Regions from separate parts of the Homo sapiens genome. Here region 2 is linked to region 1. The links are chromatin loops, found by intact Hi-C in ENCODE. Cell type or tissue: HepG2. All regions are shown on one strand. Region 1 overlaps CELSR1 (cadherin EGF LAG seven-pass G-type receptor 1). Region 2 holds the start of LINC02925 (long intergenic non-protein coding RNA 2925).

The links. Peaks named below come from ENCODE experiments on the same cell type or tissue, not always from the same donor. Only the 100,000 strongest peaks of a DNase experiment are listed, where the experiment ranks them.
Region 2: a loop joins it to region 1, with 2.5 times the contacts of the local background. A loop is called at or near these places in 7 of 110 quality-filtered maps.

The regions. Positions count from the first base shown.
Region 1 is chr22:46,455,600-46,458,099 of GRCh38, reverse strand. The region is part of intron 2 of CELSR1 (cadherin EGF LAG seven-pass G-type receptor 1); the gene reads left to right. Among named protein-coding and RNA genes, the nearest start is that of CELSR1, 81 kb to the left of the region's middle. RefSeq lists an enhancer at 2,068-2,500. In HepG2, a CTCF peak has its summit at 1,103; no DNase peak of the experiment used is centred here.
Region 2 is chr22:46,541,130-46,543,629 of GRCh38, reverse strand. LINC02925 (long intergenic non-protein coding RNA 2925) reads right to left here and starts at 2,135. Exons shown (of 2, transcript NR_186692.1): 1 at 696-2,135. In HepG2, a CTCF peak has its summit at 1,153 (motif pointing right); a DNase peak (open chromatin) is centred at 1,139.

The DNA of each region.
Region 1 (2,500 bases):
CAGCCCTCACCCCCATGGTGGTGTTTGCTTGTCATTGTCACCTTCCTCCCTCTGCACTAGATGCAGACAGCAGCGTCCTCCGCCCAACAGAACATGCCCGCGGGTCTGCAGCAGGCACCGTGTGCAAATGAGACAAGGGCTGGCCATCCCGCCCCTCCACGTAGGCCAGAGATAATGCCCTCGGGGCCTGAAACTCATTCTGTGTTGTGGTCAGAGTGCTGCCTGTGCTGCCTCTGGTGCTGAGCTAGGAGGAACCGGACCCTCCAATCACGTACACTTCCCTTCCCTGTCTCCTCTGCCCCTTCCTAGGGGACGCCGAGGTATGTCTGACTCTGTCCTGCCCCTGTGAGCACTGGCTAAGCTCCCATGTGGGTCCGCCCTCGTGCTCATCACAGCTGTGAGCGGGAGTGTGGGCTCCAGGCCTCTGGGCATTCCCGGGAAGCCTTCCTCATCTCTGTCCGCGCTGTGAGCGGGTGATTTGTCATCACGGTAGCGTCTTCGTCTTCCCATGGGGCGCATTCCTGAGTGGCAGCTCTGATATCACAGGAAAGGCGGGTTTTTCTGCAAGGCTGAACATCTTGGAGGGGGACGGCAACAAGTCACTTTCACTCACCTCATGTCTGGGTAGAGGCAGACCTGGGTGCCCCTCCTGTGTGCGCCAGTGGGCCGGGGCTGCTTTGTTAGGGTTGAGTTTATTCTTGATCACCTGCTTTTAGGACCCCAGGGGCTGCGAGAATAATCTTTTTCCCCGCCCCCGAGATGAGTCTTGCTCTGTTGCCCGGGCTGGAGTGCAGTGGCACAACCTTGGCTCACTGCAGCCTCTGCCTCCTGAGTTCAAGTAATTCTCCGGCCTCAGCCTCCCGAGTAGCTGGGATTACAGGCATGCACCACCACTCTTGGTTAATTTTTGTGTTTTTAGTAGAGACAGGGTTTTACCATGTTGGCCAAGCTGTTCTCGAACTCCTGACCTTCTGATCCTCCCGCCTCGGCCTCCCAAAGTGCTGTGGGCCCTGTACGTCCACGCCACGTGGACTTCGGGAGTGTCGGGTGCTCCCTAGCTGGGGCCTTAGCTTGGTTTGGGAATCAGGAACCGAGTAGGTGAGTAGCCACTTGGGAGCGCTTCAGTGCTGCTGGCTTTGAGCTTTGTACCAACTCCCTAGGCTGGGACAATAGCAATTGTCCTGTATGAGCCCCCCACCCCCCGCCCCAGGTCATGGTCCCCAACTGTCCCTGCGAGGGCCTCCTGGGGCCAAGGACAATCTGTGTAGGTTCAAGGACAGAGAAACTTCTGGTGTAAAAACATAATCACCTGTGTGCTCATGGGAAAATCTTAAAAATAAATTCTAGCCCTTCTGCGATTCTGTTGTAAAATGTGTACGTCACTCCAGCTGTGAGTTTTATTTTGGGTTCTCTTTTTTTTTTTTTTTTTTTTTTTTTTAGACAGAGTCTCGCTCTGTCGCCCAGGCTGAAGTGCAGCGGCACAATCTCGGCTCACTGCAAGCTCTGCCTCCCAGGTTCACGCCATTCTCCTGCCTCAGCCTCCCGAGTAGCTGGGACTACAGGTGCCCACCACCACGCCTGGCTAACTTTTTGTATTTTTTTTTAGTAGAGACGGGGTGTCACCTTGTTAACCATGACGGTCTCGATCTCCTGACCTCGTGATCTGCCCGCCTTGGCCTCCCAAAGTGCTGGGATTACAGGCGTGAGCCACCGTGCCCGGCCTATTTTGGGTTCTCTTATCAGAGTCATGGGCTTTCCATCTTCATGTGATCTGCTGACGCACTCATCCCTCCCAGCCTGCAAGTTCTGCACTTTCAGATAAGGTCCTCATTCATGGCGAGCTGTGCCATCACCCTGCGGAGTGACGTCTGCTTAGCGCAGGGTTGCACGTGGGCCAGTGCTCGCTGTGGCTTCCAGGATTAAAGCTTCACTTCCAAGTATTCCTAGTAAAGTCGCAGTTAGTCCTTAAACTTGAGCGTTAATTATCATTCAAAATAAAACTCATTACATAACCTGTAATTAAAATCTCAAATAAAGCAGTAACAGAATCCTTTCTTGGGAAAACGTGCTTTTCAGATAATTCAGGATTACTTCAAGTTTTTCTCTCCTTGGTGCTTCTCAAGTCTTTTGCATTTGGCTTTTTGTACAGAGTCCAGGTTTTGAGATTTGCCATGTCCCTGGTACGTAGCTGTAAAGCTGGGGCATTATTTCATTTCTGGATAACTGTTTTCTATAAAAATCTTGCCGGGGGATCAGGGTGTGGGTCAATGTAGCCAGATATCTCCTGTTCTCCACTCAATTTCTTTCCCCAAAGCTGGGGCTTTTGATAAACAGAATTAGCGTCCTGTGCGGCGTGTGCAGGCACAGCCCACCAGCACTGGAGCCCAGCACGGTCCTCACACCCTGCAGTCCTCCTCCGGCTTCCGTGAGCTTCCTGGGGCTGCTGTAACCGATCGGCACAAACTGAGTGGCTGAAGACGACAGAAATCTGTTGTCTCAA
Region 2 (2,500 bases), 86 kb before region 1:
TAGTGGTATGTGCCTGTAGTCCCAGCTACTCAGGAGGCTGAGGCAGAAGGATCACTTGCGCCCAGGGGTTTGAGGCTGCAGTGAGCTGTGGTCATGCCACTGCCCTCCAGCTTGGGTGACAGAGTGAGACCCAGTTTCAGGGAAATAAAAAGGGAGGGAGGTATGTAAAGAAGAACAGTAATCAGTAATCAGTAAACAGTAATCAGGGCCGGGCGCAGGCTCACGCCTGTAATCCCAGCACTTTGGGAGGCTGAGGCGGGCGGATCACAAGGTCAGGAGATCAAGACCATCCTGGCTAACATGGTGAAACCCCGTCTCTGCCAAAAATACAAAAAAATTAGCCAGGCGTGGTGGCGGGTGCCTGTAGTCCCAGCTACTCAGGAGGCTGAGGCAGGAGAATGGTGTGAATCTGGGAGGCGGAGCTTGCAGTGAGCCGAGATTGTGCCACTGCACTCCAGCATGGGTGATAGAGCAAGACTCCATCTCAGAAAAAAAAAAAAAAAAAAAGAACAGTAATCAAGTGAGACAATATTCCCCCATATTGGCTCCATGATAACGTTTATGTGCATCAGGTGGGGGCCAGGAAACAAGATCGACCACGACAATGATAATAATAGTGATAGGAGCAAGGATATTCAGCAGCGTGAACTCAGCAGGTGTGGACCCTCTTCCGGGAACACGTGCATCTCCCTTACCTGAGCCTGGAGTCAGCAGCCCTCCCAGTCACTGCCCCCAAATGCAGCTCCCATGCCCTCCTGGGGCTTGTGTGCTCAGGTAGGCCCTTCATTCTCGTTCCCCGGGACTAGATGGGGGTGCAGCCTGTGGGGGGAGCCCCATCTCCACGCTGTGCACTCTGAGGCTCCGTTTGCTGTGTGTCTTGCAGAGCTGGGCATCCTCACCCTATAGAGAGTGAGGGGCTCAGGAGTCCCAGGAGCAGCGGGCAGTATGACTAGCAGCCCGTGTGGCCGGCCACTGCTCGGGGCCAGCAGCATCGTAAGTGTGTGTGCATGCACAGGGCTCACTCTCAGCATGGTAGCCACGGAGCCCGGGGCTCAGGCTGGTCTCTGCTCTGCTCAGGGACAGTGTGGTGGGCACCTGCACAGGCAGCCAGGCAGGCGCAGAGGGGTAGAGCCCATGCTTGGCCACTAGGGGCCAGTGCAGCCCTGAGATGGGCCCAGCAGGCACAGGCAGTGTGGGTGAGCATGGGGCGAGGGCATGGCCACAGGACCTTGTTGTTCCTGCCCACCCGGGCTCCCCAGGGAGATGCAAGAGCAGTTTTGGACACAAGACCTCAGCCCATTGCCCTGAGCCCACAGCATTTCCAGGCAGGCTGGAGATTTGTCTCTGGCTTTTGTGCGTGCCGGCTAAACTTCCTGGAGCTTTCCAGAACCTTCTTGGGGCTAAAGCCTCCCTGGAGCAGGTCGTTCAGGTGCTGGCATCTCAGGGAGCACCTGAGGGCGCCGAGCTCCCAGGAGGAGGCTTCACGAGGCGGCCTGGGTAGCCGTACGCGACAGCCCACGGGCAAGAAATCCCAGCTTTTATATTAGACAAGTTCTGGCAACTTCCAAGCAGGAAAACATGTTTTCTTTGTAGTCATAAAGTTATCCTGGCCTTCCAGGGAAGCGCTAGTACATAAGACGTGCTTGATTAGGATCTAAATTCTCTGTAGCCCCTTGCCTCTATTAACTCTATGTTGAGGCTTCATTTTTGTTCCGTGTTCTAACTTTCACAATTTTCCATGTGTCAAACCCCACCAACTGTAAGGCATCGAGAGGAGGCAGAGGGGTGCAATGGGCCTGCTCCCAAGATGTTTCCCCCTGAATTCCAAAAATAGGGCAAAGTGGACAAAGTGGAGCTTGGCCTGGGCTCACTCGGCTTTTGCCTATGAGTGATTTCTTGTGGCTCCTTGCTGTTTACCAACTGGCCCAGGAATTTACTGTGTAAGGAACAGATTCCAGAAGTCATGTAGCTTCTGGTTGCGGCCCCTGGCAAAACGCATTTTCAAGTGCTTTCTACAGCACGTACAACACTAGAAATCCATCGTGTCTGCCTTTTTTTTTTCTAAATTCTATTTTTGTTTTAAAAAATGCTCACTTCCCGTGAAACACCTCCGGGCAAGTGCAAAATACAAACATCAATTACAATCCATTGAGCCCCTGAGAAAGGCCGCAAGCAGCGATTCTAGGCACAGAAAACTGGTCAGTGGCTCTCAGGGTGACAGGTGCAAGAATGACCCAGGGTGCTGTTACTGAACTCCAAGCCCCCTCCCCGCCCTGAGAGTCATGAGTGGGCCACTGACCCCAGAGATGGTGGGCACATAGGGGCCGGGGAGGAGAGACCCTGCTCCAAGCCAATTCCAAAGGGGAAGGATATGAGCCGGGCAGTGACCTGTGGGAGCCGCAGACTCGGGCAGTGGACAAGCCCACCACATAGGTCACTGCCCTTTACAAAAAGCCCCACATATATCCCTTCTGCTCTCCAGGAATCAGCTCCACTTTCT